Linked DNA regions of Homo sapiens: region 1 is linked to region 2. The links are chromatin loops, found by intact Hi-C in ENCODE. Cell type or tissue: heart right ventricle. All regions are shown on one strand.

Region 1 (8,000 bases), 110 kb before region 2:
TTGTATGAATGGACCACATTTTGTTTCTCCACCCATCTGTCGATGGACACTTGGGTTGCTTCCATCTTTTGGCAAGTCATTCCAGACCTTTGAACAGTATTTCTGGAAGAAAACTTTACCCAATCCAGTCAACTCTGGAAGTGAAGAGCATATCCTCCCATATCTTCCTGCATTTATTTATCCATAAGTGCATTCCGTTAGAGAGTACCTAGTGAACGCCAGGCAATAGGGGGCTTGTTTCACAAAAGGCGGTAAAATGGACATGCTCCTGACATCATGAAACATGAATGGCTTAGATGGAATATAAAGTGAAGGAATAGGAGTGTGAGACAGGCTCTGAAAAAAATGGGCCATGTCAATGACAGAGACAATGGGAGGGTCAAGGATGGTATACTGAGAAGATGATAGTTAAGCTGAGACTGGTAGGGTATGGAGCAAGGCATGCACATGAGTGTTTTTGGTGTGGGTGCAGGGCTTCTCATTAGAGAAAATATGCTGAAGTGGAAAAAAGCATACAGAAGGCACAGAAGAGGCTGGCATGGCAGGTGCACAACGCAGGTGCCCTGCAGGGACAGTGGCATGAGATGGGCATGGAGGGGGAAGGGTGGACCAAGGTGTGAACTTGGAGGATATTCCATATGCAAAGCATATTCTGAAGAATTTAAGTGAGGATGTGGCAAGACTGTAGATATGTTACAAAATATTAACGTGGGAGAAGAATAATTTGAAGGGGAACAGGAATGGAAGCAGGAAGGTCATTAGGTGGCTACTGCAACAGTCCAGGCATGAGATAAAGAAGGATGGATCTGGGGTTGCAGCAGTGGTACTGGGAAAAAGTGGGGGAACCTGAGATATATTTTGCAATTTAAATATATTTTAATTTTAATTTTAATATATTTAATGTAATTTAATTTTAAATATAGTTTAATTTTATTTTTTAATTTTGCAATTAAAATGGGACTTGGGGGTGAATTGGAAGCAGGAAGTAAGGGAGGAAGGAGATGAAGATGATGTCCTTCTTTCCTGTTTCTTTTAGTCTACAACACTTTGTTGTATTCCCCAGCATGGGGGCTTAGGTAGGCCCAGCACACACAACACATTTTTGTGGGCTTGAGACCCTGCTCCTGCTTCTAAGTCCAAGAGCTGAAGAATGCTGGCTGCCTTAAGCACCTTTGCTTTTCCCTAAACCTATGGGTTAGAGGATCTCTTGTGTAAACAAATGTCTGCAGGTAGGGGTGCTCAGTGGCAACTCTGTTTGGCCATAGGGGTGTCTGGACAACAGCATATGCAAAATAGGCCAGAGGTACAGGGACATTCTATTTGGTATTTCACCCTCCATTTTGCTAAGTCACGTGATGACTTCATTCATGACCCATATGAACTATTTTTTCAAATGTTTGAAGTCATAAGACATGAAGAGAGAGAAAAGAACTTGAAAGCTAGAGAAGTAGAAGAAACATTTGAGGCTTTATCATGCTTCAGTTTTCTGTGTTTTAGGCCCATCAGTTCTTACCTTAAAAATGAGAACATTTTATTAAATTTCCCCAAGTTTCCTTCCAGCCCTACCAATTCATGACTCCGTAGAGTAATTGTCTTATTTTTAGGGACAATAAGATCATGTGAGTTTTTCAAAACAAGAACAATAACCTTGTATCAACAAAAAACTCAAAGTGAAAATGAAATATATTTGCATTCGTGGAACCTAAAACGTGTAGAAGTACTACAGTAGATAAGTCACTTCTTTTTTATTTTTTTTTCCAAATTGAAATATAGGAGTTCTGCTTCTGATTGTGATGAAATAGTTTGTAGCAGACCAATGTTCTTGCCCAGAGCCACTGAAAAAGCCAGATAAAATGTAAGAAGCTGTTGAAATGCCCTGAAGAGCCATAGAGGCAGCTCCCAGGAGCCACTTCCTCAGAGCCCACATCCGAGAGGAGTGTGTGGCATGAAGAGGAGCTTTAATGGGCTGCTTGTTACTTTGGAACATCTGTTAATTTTGGCAGATGGGGCAAGAGGCCGAGAACATCACCATCTTGGACAGAAGCAGGCTGTGGAGAGGCCCAGAAGCCAGCAGAGCTTTCAGAAATCTCACAGACCTAAAAACAGACTTTGGACCTAAGGACTGGGGAGATGGGGACAGCATTTGCAGAGAACAGGGTGGGAAGGAGGGGGGCAGTGAAGACAAGCATTTGCTGAACTCTTCACCTGAATGGTAACAAGACTAAGAATTAACAGGAAGCTGCAGGAGATGCAAAAACAACTGTAGTACATAACGGGGAGAACCGTAAGTTATGAGTTCATTGGATACTCTCTAGAGGGGAGTCCTGTGTGACCTCTCCCCAGAAGCCATGCTGCATGAATGTAAATTGATTACACAAGCCGTTGTAAGTCATGGATATCTTGCTTGAAGTATTCCACAGATAGATATTCTCCAAGCAAAATATTATTAGTCTTTTTGCCCCAAAGCCCAGAATTATGCCTTAATTTATTTCCTCTAGGACCTTCCCTTCACCCTCCCATAATAGAGGGAAAAATGCAACACAGCCCAACTGCTTTAATTCTGTTCTTCATGGTGTTTCAGGGGGAAACTCAAACCAGACCACTTGGGTTTTGAACCTGGCACTCCATGTGAATTTAGGCATGTTACTTTCAGATGTGCTACATCTGAAAAAAAAGCAATAGTACATACATAGTAGAATTGTTATGAGCATTAAATGAATTTTGTTAGCTTTGCACACCGTAAGCACTCATTCAGTATTTATTACCGCTGTTATTGGCTTATCTGAATTAATACCAATATCAAGTAGAAGCAGCATAAGCGCGTTTAGCAAAAGCACAACCAGTTCTTGGGAAACCTAAATTGAGGGCTTCATGGGTATTGATGTGGAAATATACCCAGACTGTGAATGCCATTAGCATAGTCCTTCAAGTCCTTCACCCATGTAAGCTGGATATGTTCAGATAAGTGTTTGCGATGCTCCAGCCAGATGTAGGAAGGGCAGCTGGTGAGTCCTGGAGAACATCGTCCTGGCACCATCAGGGCTTTAGATGTGGCATGGGCTTTCTTGCCAACTCGTCTGGTGTCCTCAGCTGGCAGGAGGATCTGGCTGTGTGCAGGGCCCTTCTGCCCACTGCACACCTCTGTGTTAATATCCTTCACACTAAGCACACCATTCAGCTGCTGAAGTCCATGCCTGTGAGTCCAACAAAGTAGGTGCATGTCAGCATCCAGGAGCTCTACAAGGATAGGACAACAGCAGCCCAGCTAGTTGGAACACAGGTGTGCAAGCATCTCAGAGGACCAGTGGGGCATCTGACTGGGTTGGTTGAGTGGAAGGCAATCCAGAATGTGGCTACTGTAGCTGCTTTCTTTTTTCTTTCTTTCCATTATAGAAGTTACAATACTTGCTGAAAAAGAAAATCATGTAATAATCAAAAGCATAAAGAAGCAAATTAAAATTACCTTTAATTCTACCATCCAGTGGGTCTGTTTTCTGAAAACGTGATTCATTTTGGTTTCTAAACTGTTTGTAGTACTAGAGTTTTTACTTTGTTTTTGTTTTTCAAAATCATGGCAAATGAATGCATGAAAATTTATCCCTAGATTCCAAACTTCCAGTAATTAAATGCATGTGTCTTTTCTGCAATACAATTCATCCAAGGTGAATAAAAAATTGACAGTGATTTTGGTAACACATCAAACGGCAGGTCATTTGTAATACATTCAGTGGCCCCCTCGCCCCTGTTCTCTCAAAGGAATTTCAGTCTTGCCTTGGTCAGAATTAAAAGGTAGATAAGCTGTCAACCTACAAGCTTCCTGGTCTAATTAATTTGGGGACAGCAATGCTGTGAGACAGTAATAAGCATCTGTTTTCTTTTTCCATTTTCTCATGAGGTTATCAATTCCTTTTTCTGTACATGTCAACTGCAAACCTGAGAATAGACTTCAAGGGAAAATTTGGAACAATGCATACTTTCTAAATAAAAAAAAAAGAAATGAAAAATGAAGAAAGGAAGAAAAAGGAAGGAAGGGAGGAAGGAAGGGAGGGAGGAAGGAAGGAAGGAAGGAGAAACAAAAAGAAGAAAGAAATAAAAGAAAGAAAGAGCAGATGCAACGCTGCTCATTTCTTCTTTCAATATTTCATATTTAAAGTGAAATCTGCTGCTTTTTACTGTGCATATTTGTTCTTTGACCACACTAGTGTTTTGCAAAACTTAAATTATTTGGATTTTAGAAACAACAACTAGGTCACCATGGATGCTACACTATTTCTTTTCCCAAATATTCATTTCCCTTACAAAGTGGCAATTCGCATAAATTGTAATGTTGGAAGTACACAGACTTGAGATTGGAAGGGAGTGAAGTTGCTCAAAGTCGTTTAAGTTGTTGATTTTATCTCCTAGGACTTCTACGTTCTGTCCTCCTGCAGCCATCTAAAATCAGCCAGAAAGGTTTAGGATCCCATTTCCTGTTCTTGCATCGGCTGTCCAAGCTGCTGTTCCTCTCTCCGCAGTAAGAGGGTGTTTCTCTCCCTGTTCAAGAGGAGCACCAACACTTGAGGTTTGGATTCCATCTTTTCCTGCCCCTTCTGCAACATTATCTTCTCTGCCCAGTAGTAACAGCCTCTGCCATAGCTAAAGACAGACCAGAAAGAACTCTCCTGAGAACTCATACCCCTTCATAGGTACATCCCCTCCCCTCTCCTTCCCTTTAGGGACCTTCAAAAGCAGCTATTTTGTTCTCCTCTTTCACTTTGATCCTTTATTTCTAGCTCTGTAATATACTGTTTTTGTCTCCACCATTCCACTACAAACTAGAAGTTTAGACTCCAGAAGTTCTTCAAGAGCTTTTTATGTTGATTTTATATATTTTTTCTATTAATCAATCTAGACACACACACACACACACTTTTTAGCCATTTGCATTCTTGACGTCTTATGTTGATTGCCAATGCTGATGCCTCTCAAATCGAAAACTCATAACCATACTTTTGTTTCAAGCCCTAGGCCAGTATCCAATTTCTTAGTAGACCTGAGCATCTGGATCTAGACAAGTTAAAACCTAACTCATGATTTCCTCTGTTTGAGTCCACTAGACTTGCTCCTAAAGCTGACCCTTTACACACATAACTCATATGTGGTGAGTAAAGCCACCATCCCACCTGCTGTTCAATAACACACCTCAGGGTGATTCTAGGTGCTGCTCCCTAGCCTCTCGATTCCATCAGTCACTCACCCAACCCTACGGATTCTGTTCTAAAATATCTCACTTTATTACTTTATTACGGGTTCCCACCCTTTCTTACCATTCACATTTTAAAAAACCATTTACAATAACCATGACATACAACACTCAAGAAAATAGCATAAAATTCACATATATATTAGGTTGGTGCAAATGTAATCATGTTTTTGTTTTTTGTTTTTTTTTTTTTTTTGCACCAACCTCATAGTATATCAGAAACAGCCAAGTAACCGGTCCTCAGGTCAAGCAAAAGAACATTCCTCGAATTCTGGAAGGTTCTGAGTTTTCTCTTCTGGGTAACATCCTCTTCCTCCTTCTGAAGGCAATCCCTAGACCAGTTTAAGAGTGATCACTTCTTTACTTTTCTCCTAGTTTCCTCTCTGACACGTGCCCTGAATTTCCCTCTCTGTGAACGGTATGTATTCTCTTCCTTCATTTTCATTTCATTTTATTTTTTCATTCACAGTTATGAGTTTGAGATTCATCTATGCAGCGAAGCACAGTCGTTGTTGTGTAGGGTTCCATGGCATTAATACAGAGCATGCTTTTTTCCCATTTGTCACTTGGGGTACACTAGGTCGTTCCTAGTTTAGAGTGGATCATAACACCACTGCCTTCAGGACGCACTGCAGTTCCACTCCCTGGTATGTGTCTGAGAAACCTAGGGTGCATTCCTTGGAGTGGGATCCCAATCTCAATTGGGGATGGTCCCAATTACCTACCCTACCACTACCTGCAGTGGAAGTACAGCATGAATTCCTAAGTGATTTCTGCAATAGCAAATGAATCCTTCTCTTTTTCCTTTCACCTTCGATGTCAAGGATCTTCCCAAGGTGCAGATCTGATGATGCCACCCTTCTGCATTGCATCTTTTTAATGACTGCCCTGCACCCTTGGACGATATTTATATTTTCTAGCAATGGCATTTAGGACTGATTGTGATCAGAGATCTGTCCTCCAATCCAGACTCCCACCTTGCCATTTGCTTACCTTGGCGGTATACAGCACCCTTACAGAAGTGCTCCCAGCTACTGCAACATGAAAGCATGTCTTCAAGAGCTGACCCTTTTACACACTACCCTTCATTTGTATGAAATCCTTAGGGAAGACATTCCCTTATCTCCAGCCTGAGTGCAGTGCAAGTCCCCAGGATTCTGAAATCTCTCCAGGCATTCATTTATTATAGCAGCTATCAAGTTGTATTGAAAGTATCTGTTTACATTGAATTCATTCATATCCTGCCTTCTTACACAAAAGGGTTGGATAGATGAAATACAATAGAGATGGAACCATATAAGCAGATAAGTGTAGCTAGACTACAGTTTAAAGAGGCGAACATTGGAAATTAGACAGACAAGCTATGGGATTTCATGTGGTCATTAAAATTGGGTCCCAGAAAGACACTAAGGACAGGGACCACAAAGCAGGTGTGCACCTTCACCAGATGGTGGGAATGGGGGCTGTGTATTCCATCTCTAAATTCCCAGTGCCTGACACCTCCTCAGAGCATTAGGATCACGTGGGTGTTGAAGTGGATGCCCAGGTAACAGGCACCTTTAGAATTGCCATGACCTCATTCGTGTGCTGCAGAATGATGCTGGTGTACATGGCTAGACGACTGAAGTATTTGGAAGAACGAGTGCCATTTACAATCTGCAATTGCTAACTAAACTGTCTATAGGGACAATCCATCATCAGCTGTCACAAAGACTGAGCAGGCTTAGGAGGTGGGAGCAGCTAACAGGGCAATGATGGAGGGCCTTTGAAAATTAAATAAACACGAAGAAAAATTTAAACAGTCAGCTAAAATAACTCTTGTTGTTCTTAAATATTTAGAGCTTCCAGTTTTATAACTTTTTCCACAAGGTTAGAAGAAGAACACTCAGGATTTAGGAATCTGTCTAATAATAAGTGTCTTCAATGACTTAGGGAGGATGGGCAGGTAGAAAGTGATTTGTTTTGAGACCAGCATCCTAAACTAGGTTCATTCACAACCATTGTCTGAGAGGCTGCCATTCACACAGAATAGATGCCAGGGAGGAGCAGCTCCTGGAAACTGCATCCCCTTCCTTCCATCTGCTCACCAAGTCCTGACCACATTATGGGGACCAACAGAATTTACCCTGCCTTGTTCCCTTCAAATGTGATTTGGGAAATCAGGAAATTTTTATCTGGAGCCAGTAAGAGACGGTTTTATTTATTCTGATTTCTCTTGGGAGATGCATTCGATGGAAGACATCAATATTCTTTTATATCGTGCAGCCCGACATGCTAAAGTCTTGTTAATGAACACTTTCCCATCTGGCAGTTTCTCCGTAGCAGTTCCATGCCTGGTGGTGATGGAAAGGTTTCTCAGAACACTTAGGTTTTTTCAGCCAGCCAGACAAATAGCATCCTGTAGGCTTACTTAAAATTTGTTTTTTGGTTATATTGCTGTAACAGGTGAGTCTTAAATCCCCAAATTCTAAGAAAATAAAGCCTGAGGGCAAGGAGGACATGTTTGACACCATAGCTCACTTAAAGGTAAACCAAAATATGCCTGGAGAACAAAACAGAAACTGAGCATTACCTTAGAATAATAATTATTATTATTATTATTGAGACAAGGTTTTGCCATGTCGCCCAGGCTGGAGTGTGCTGGCGCTATCAGTGTTCATGGCAGCCTCAACCTCCTGGACACAAGTGTTCCTCCCACCTCAGACTCCCAAGTAGCTTCCCTTTAGGATTTAAAGAAAAATGCTGAGTTAATAGATGG
Region 2 (8,000 bases):
TTTCAGACCCTGCAACTTCCACGTCTTCTTTAACCCAGAAAGCTTGTTGCATTTGCAGAATCTCTGGGGAGAATATTATCATCATCTTTATTAGTAGTAGGTGTTTGCATGGAGGTGGTCTCAGCTGGAGGACTCCTGGAGTCTGCCCAAAGGATTCCCATGACCTCTGGGCTCCACTTACTTCACAAGCCTTGCCCCAGCTCCTCCTGGGCCTGAAGCTGTGTCTGGTGCCTCATGCCTTTCCAGGTGTTGTGAATGACACACTGATGTTGGAGATCCTTGGCCATCCATGTTATGAACATTTTTGACTATTTAGCCAGGTATCAAAGCTCAAACCATAGTCTGTAGAAATATAAGTTCCAGGAGTGGGGGTCTTGCTAGGTGACGTTGAGCCAGCAGGGCTTTCTGGCCACAGCAATGACTGTGATGTTGACAGGTGGGTCGGACTGCAGGATTCCATAACCCTCTAATATTTGGGTTTTGCTGAACTTGCTCCCAATACTGTTGGTGACACACAGGGACACTGTATAGAAAGAGTAATCTCCCTCTGGCACTGCCAACTGGCAGAACTTCTGGGACTCCTGAGAATACTGACACGGCTCCTGGAAGAGTTCTGCCTGACAGTTCTGAAACTTTCTCAGCAATAGCACAGCTTTGACTCAGAACCTTGACTCCAAGGACTCTATTCACAACCAATGTCACTGAGGGGGCTCTTCCAGAAGCAGGAGAGCTGAGGCTCCTCAGGAGAAACATCCACCAACAAAGCACAGACCTGCTGGGCAGCCAGCCCGGCAGCAAGAATAGTTTCCAGAGTCGCAGAGCTGCACCAACCTCAGAAGCAGCCTCCTTCCCACACCAGCCCATCTGCTGGGGCGTGAGCCTGCGCTGGGAGTCCTGTGCAACCAGTGGACAGTGGCATGATTTTCAGGTTCTCCCTCTGGACAGGTCAGGGGAATGCAGTATCCTGGTCAGCACATCACTCACTGCCTCCAGCGTAGGGCAGCCTCTTGGGCCAGCACTGCCCGCAGTGTGGCCAGCAGCACTCAGCTGATGGCCAGCATGCTTCCTTCTTGGCTAATGCCCAGTGGTCCCAGAGAGGTGGATGGACTGGTGGGAACCAGGAGGCAGAGGCAGGGTGACAGGTGGGCAGGTGGGCTCAGGACAGGGGGCAGCCCCCATTCGGTTCCCTCTGGCCCCGCCCAGCCTGGCTCAGTAGGGGTCAGTGCGATTTCCCACTCCCATAACTTGGAGCAGTGACGGGTACTGACAATGCAGGAAAACATCTTGAAATTCACTTTGTAAAGTGACTTGGCTAGACCAATTTATTTTCCCATCAATAGTGAAAAAGAGGACCTGTTTCTTCCCAGTCTTGACCTATTAGTGAGATACGAAATGTTGATTTTTTGCCAGTCTAACAGGTATAATTTTAATTTGCATTATTTTATAATGATATTCTAGTATTTTCTGAACAATCTAAGTTCTTCATTTAATGAAGTAGAACATTTTAAATATTTTTATGAGTTTGTAAAATTTGAGTCTTGTTTAAAGAGCTTTCTCATCCCCAAGCTGATACAGATAACTTCCATCATCATCTAATAGTTTATAATTTTGCCTGTTATAATTGCTTATAATACTTTTATACTTTTTTACCTTGCTTTTTAGTTAACGTTCGAGGCTCCTTTCAATGTTCTCAACTCTTCAAACAAGTGTTCTTTCTGGAAAAGGTATTATTCTATTTTAAATTTTATCAGTTTTCTGCCTGCAGTTGGGAATACCATGCTAAGTGCTCTGCCTGGTAAAGTCAGTGTATATTATACTCTTTAGCACAGCTATAAGATCATTGCATAACAAAGACATGCTTTGCCTTCTAATCTCATAACAAAATGATCTACACTCCACTCTGGCTTGAAAGTGTGACTTTTGGAGTCCGCTTTTCTCCTCTTCTCTTGGCAAACGTAAGAAGATGCATTGAAATTAAATGACTAAAATGCCATAGGATGGCATCGCAAGCAGCGCTGGAAGGCCGTCACTGCAATTTGTAGTGCACCAGAGTGCAAGGCAAGGAGAACGCACATCTGGTCTTGGCCGCAGCTGCTCAGCCCTGTTGTTAGCGTTGCCCTGGGCGAGCAGCCATGAACAGTACACAAGTGAATGAACAAGACTGTGTGCCAATAAAACTTTACTTATCGACACCAAATTTGAATTCCACGTAATTCTCACATGTCATAAAATGTTACTCTCATTTTGATTTTTTAAAAAAAAAACCATTTGAAAATGCACAAATGGTTCTTCTCTGGAGAGGATACAAAAGCAGCAATTGCGCTATAGTTTGCCAACCTCTGCTGTAGGATAGCTTTTCCTACAAGAGATTTGTGCAATTATGCCTGCATCAATTATAAAGTATATTATGCTTTTCATACTAAGTGCAACTTCATTAATTCATTGGATAAAAATGTGTTCAGTGTCTGGCAAACGACAAGGAATAGACCAGGCGTAGGGATATGGCAGGAGTGAGCCGCTCAGCATGGCTGCCTTTACGAGGCTTTCAGTCCAAGCTCAGTACTATTTATGCATAAAGTTCCAGAAATAAATGATTTATCTTTGGACTTCCACTGAAATTAGTGGGTAAAATCAACAAATAGCCATTTCCAAAATGATACGTTAAGTACTGAGATAGAGGTAAGCACCACACCTTATATAAGCACATGAGAAAAATTCTAACTTAGAATGAGATAATAGAACCGTGAACATTTTTCCTAGAACTGAATATTGAGCTGCCTCTTGAAGTACAAGAAATATGTGTCAAATAATGGAGGAAGGAGCATGGTGGGAAGTAGCATTTGTAAAGAGAGATCAAACAGATAACAACATCAACCTAAATGTGGGATTGTAACATCCATTTTCTTAAGGGATTCCTCAGGATCAAGTGCAAGTTCAATCAGAACCCCAGTCTCTGGTTACATTTCTTTTCCAAGGAGATGGGGCAGCTCTGAGGACGGATGATTTTAGACCATACAGTAGGATAAATATCTAAGACTTATTAGGAAGAATAGAAATAAAATAATGTATTTTGGGTGTGGGGTTGGAGGTTCTGATTATTATTATTATTATTATTTTTGAGACAGAGTCTCACTCTGTCGCCCAGTGCAATGGCACAACCTCGGCTCACTGCAACCTCTGCCTCCGGGGTTCAAGCGATTCTCCTGCCTCAGCCTCCCCAGTAGCTGGGATTACAGCGCCACCACACCCGGCTAATTTTTGTATTTTTGTAAAGACGGGTTTTACCATGTTGGGCGGCTGGTCTTGAACTCCTGACCTCAAGTGATCCACCCGCCTTGGCCTCCCAAAGTGCTGGGATTACAGGCGTGAGCCACCGCGCCCAGCAGGTTCTGATTATCTTAAGCACTGTCCTGCCTCCTGCTGCTTTATAACCTCAACAAGCCACCTCCTTGCTGACAGATGGTGACAGAGCAGTTTGGATTACAGAACAAGTGGTAACGAGGGCAGTTTGTAGCAAGTAGAGTTGAGTATAGCAAGTACAGTGAGTTGTATGTAGCTCATTTTCAAAATAGCTCTCAGACTATTGATGAGAAAATGTACATCAATTTTGATACCTAAGTTTATTTTTGTTGCAGGAAAACAGTCACAAAATAATCAAATTATCTACAACTTTAAGCCACCATATTATTTTAGTTAATCTGGAATGTCAAATGGTTTGCTGAGGGTAAATATTAGCATTCCTACTGACTGTATGTTTGGAGTTTTTTCACTATAAAATTTGAGACATTCTTCCAAAGTGAATCCATGCATTTGTTATTATTTAGGATTAAAACGATGAAGGGCAATGATTTCTTGGTGTAATTACTCTGAGTAAATAATTGATAAAATAGCATATATCTTGAAGGATATTAAGGAAAATGCCCTCCAGACTCTATTTTCATAATGGCTAAAATATTGGTAAATGCAAGGACCTCCCAATAAGCGAGTTGTAAAGTTGAGACTCAAATGTTAAAACATTGCCCAATGCTTAAGAATACCACAAATATTTTGAAAGAGATATATTTGAAGAATGGTCTCCAAATCTAGCAATTCTCATAACTGTTTTACATGACTCTCTTTTCAGACTGAAATTTATTAGACCCTCCTCTGGTCTAGTTATAAACGCCATAAGTTGATAGGAATACAGTGGACACAAATGAGTGGCAGGCATGGTGGGCTGGAAACAGCCGTCCCTTGCATACTGGAAGTACCTTGTGTGCATGCACTGTGCTTCTGAAGGGTCTTCCTGCCCCACAGTGGCCCACATCCTAGGCTTTCCTTTATTGAATGGGCAATGCACCCTGCCTTACGTGGGATTTGCACTGCCATTGGCTGTTCGTGGAGGAGATAAGAGGTTTAACAACAGGGCTGGGTGATCTGACCCTAGTCTTTTTGTTCCCAGTGTCTCAAACAGTTTTTGCATGTGCTGTGTTTACTAACTCCAATTGTATTTTGCCCAGATTATTTTCCTCTTAGTCTTTTCAATCCATCTGTGTTTTATGAGCAAATGGTTTTGGTTTGTTTCTCCTTAACACTTGTCAAAGTGTGGGTTTGGTATCTGTGCAGTGTTTGATGTTTGAGAGCACCCTGGAACCCTTTGCTAACAATAAGAATTCACATGTTGATGAGGGTAAGCCAGGTCACTAAGGAAGTGTTTTTGCATTTTGCGCTGATTTCAGCCAAGCTTCCTCTTGCCTTGCTGCTTTGCACACACAGCAAGCACAATATTGCTCAACGGCCCAGCAGGGCCCAGCCATGCATTCTGTGATGGGCTCCTGTGCTTCATGTCTCTTTACCCCATAAGTCATTCTAGCCCATATGGTACTGGGGTGGCAGCCTGGCCCAGTGGGGGTGTGCCTCCTCATCCTGTCCCTAGAGCCCTCAGTCAGGGTGGGAGGGGTGGTCTTTTGAGAGCAAAGCCTTTCACTCCCTGTCCTGGGTACAGAAAGGTAATTAATTTTCAACTAAATTAATTAGGCTGATTTTCTTATTGTGGTATGCTATAATTAGAGGGCTGTCTCTTGTCTTAGAAAAGAAAGGAGGCCAAAACCAATCATTCAGATTTAGAATCATGCTTTTTGAACCCAAAGGATTCAACATTGCTTATGTAAGAGTCAGTTCTAGGAGGTTGTCAGACAGCAATAAACTGACCTACTTGATTAACACACTCACACACACATACCACATATTTGCTTGTTAGGAAAGGAAAGACTGGCTGGGCACGATGGCTCACGCCTGTAATCCCAGCACTTTGGGAGGTGGAGGCAGGTAGACCACATGAAACCAGGAGATCGAGACCAGCCTGGGCAACATGATGAAACCCCGTTTCTACTAAAAATGCAAAAATTAGTGGGACATGGTGGGGCAAGCCTGCAATCCTAGCTACTCAAGAGGCCGAGGCACGAGAATTGTTTGAACTCAGGAGGCAGAGGTTGCAGTGAGGCAAGATTGAGCCACTGCCCTCCATCCTGGGCAACAGAGCAAGACTGCATCTCAAAAAAAAAAGAAAGAGAAAAGGAAAGAAAGAAAAAAAGAAAGAAAGAAAGAAAGAAAGAAAAAGGAAGGAAGGAAAAGGGAGAGAGAAAGAAAGAGAAAGAGAGAGGGAGAGAGGGAGGGAGGGAGAGAGGGAGGGAGAGATGGAAGGAGGAAGGAAGGAAGGCAAGAAGGAAGGAGAGAGAAAGAGAAGGAGGGAAGGAAGGAAGGAAGGAGAGAGAAAAGGAGGGAAGGAAGGAAGGAAAAAGAAAAGGAGGGAAGGAAGGAAGGAAGGGCTGTTGACATCATACGGAAAAATTTTATAAATGTTCTGCCAACTTTCATCTTGGGCTTACTGAGAAATTCTAAAGAAAGTGCTTGCATTAACTCACCTCTATTTTTGTGTGTAGTGTACAGTGTGCATTAATCACTTTAGATAGAATGGGCTAGATAGAATCTGTAATACTCATTAATTTTCTGCTTATAACTCCACTGAGTCCCATCACGGGTTCCTAAAATTATACCTGAGATACCAGGAGAAAGGCCCCAGAAGTTACCATTATTCAACCCTGCTGGCTAATAGGTGAGAAAATGACACCTAGAAAAGTTGAGGTCTTTATCCAGAGACACAGGTTGCCGTAAAGCTCAAACTAGAGCCAGGTCTCCTGTGTTCCTGTATCCTTTCCATTACAGATATGATGTCAATGACTGTCTACACTCAGTAATCTTTTGGGAGGAAGAGGAAAGATGGTATCTTGATAAATCCTAGAATCACCAATGAAACTTTAATTTTATTTATTTATTTATTTTGAGACGGAGTCTTACTCTGTTGCCTAGGCTGGAGTGCAGTGGCGAGATCTCGGCTCCCTGCAACCTCTGCCTCCTGGGTTCAAGCGATTCTCATGCCTCAGCCTCCCAAGTAGCTGGGATTACAGGTATGTGCCACCACACCCAGCTTATTTTTTGTCTTTTTTAGCAGACACGGGGTTTCACCGTGTTAGCCAGGATGATCTCGATCTCCTGACCTCGTGATCTGCCCACTTCGGCCTCCTGGAGTGTTGGGATTACAGGGGTGAGCCACCGCACCCAGCTTACCAATGAATCTTTTTCCAGGTCATCAGAGCTGTCTCTTCCCTCCCCCAACCCTGACTGCCCTCCTCTGCCCCTGTAGTCTTCTACAAGGTTATGTCTACATGAAATTCATGTAGATGAAACTGATGGTCAAACTTAAAGCAATGCTTATGTCAAGATGGCAGCAGTCCTCTCCTGCAGTTTGGTTTTTATCTTGATGAGTGAGGGCGTCTCTCTACTAGCCAGCAGGGTGCATCTGCTCCTTGCTGTGGATGGATTACTTTGCCCGAGATGTAGAGATGAAATCAGAAGGAAAAAAACGTGAAGACACCAAGACTAAACTGAAAACCCCAACAGCAGTTTCAGGAGTCCACAACCATCCCGTTTTGATCTGTAATCAGCTCAAGTTGACAGGTGCCTCCAGTTGGACCTGATTCTTTTCCAGCCAAGAAAATGTCTACAGATTGCATTTGTGCTGTTGGAACTCACTGCTGTGGAAGGGGCCGTGGTCCAGCCCTGATTCAGCTTTGTGGTGGAAAGAAACCTGTCCCTCCGCCTTCATTTTCTCTCACCCATCACCAGAGGCACAGTTGTCAGCCTTTGCCACAGAGCCACACAAAAGGGGTCAGGCCGGCCTGGTCTCACAGAGGAGCATCTGGAACCAGCCTTTGGGCTTTCTCATGCGGAAGTCTGGCCTCATGCAGGCAATTATTTTTTATTACTTGTCAAAATCTCCGTAAGGCCAGTGGTTCCTTCTCTTTTTATGTAGCTTTTTTGTTTTGAAATAATTTCAAATTTACAAAAGGGTTACAAGATAGTGCTGAGAATTTCTGGTCCTTCCCAAGCTCCCTCTAATGTCAACATCTCACAAAACCACGGTGCACTCATCATTGATACAACACAATTCACTAAACTACAGACTATTCAGATTTCACCAGCTTTTTGCTCTGGCCTTTTCCTCTTCCGGAGTCCCATCCAGAATATTACACCACATTTAGTAGTCATGTCTCTTTAGTCACTTGGAATTGGTGACAGTTCCTCAGGGTTTTTTGTGACCTTGATACTTTTGAATAATACTCATCAAGTATTTTGCAGACTTTCCCTCATACTGGGGTTGTCTGTTGTTTTCTCGTGGTGCCACAGAAGTCGTGAATCTTGAGGGAGAATTCCATAGGGGGGCTGTGTCTGTCTGCCTTTTATCATCATACATGAAGGGGTGAATGATATCAACCACCTGTGATGTTAATGTCATGTTCACCCCTTCACTTGTTTGCCTGTTCACCCGCATCACTTGGTTAAGGTGGTGTCAGCCACTGAAAAGTCACTATTCTCCACTGAAAAGTCACTATTTTTCCCTTACCATGCTTTGTTCCTTAGGGGAGGGCAACTAAGTTTCAGTTCCAGAAAAGAAGAATGCT

The links. Peaks named below come from ENCODE experiments on the same cell type or tissue, not always from the same donor. Only the 100,000 strongest peaks of a DNase experiment are listed, where the experiment ranks them.
Region 1: a loop joins it to region 2, with 2.8 times the contacts of the local background. A loop is called at or near these places in 8 of 110 quality-filtered maps.

Annotation. Positions count from the first base shown.
Region 1 is chr9:89,973,872-89,981,871 of GRCh38, forward strand. It overlaps LOC101927847 (a long non-coding RNA gene), which reads left to right. Exons shown (of 3, transcript NR_109791.1): 2 at 4,405-4,561. Among named protein-coding and RNA genes, the nearest start is that of MIR4290, 46 kb to the right of the region's middle. In heart right ventricle, a CTCF peak has its summit at 4,516; no DNase peak of the experiment used is centred here.
Region 2 is chr9:90,081,509-90,089,508 of GRCh38, forward strand. It overlaps the pseudogene IL6RP1. Among named protein-coding and RNA genes, the nearest start is that of MIR4290HG, 44 kb to the left of the region's middle. In heart right ventricle, no CTCF peak of the experiment used is centred here; a DNase peak (open chromatin) is centred at 4,783; H3K27me3 peaks cover 574 bases.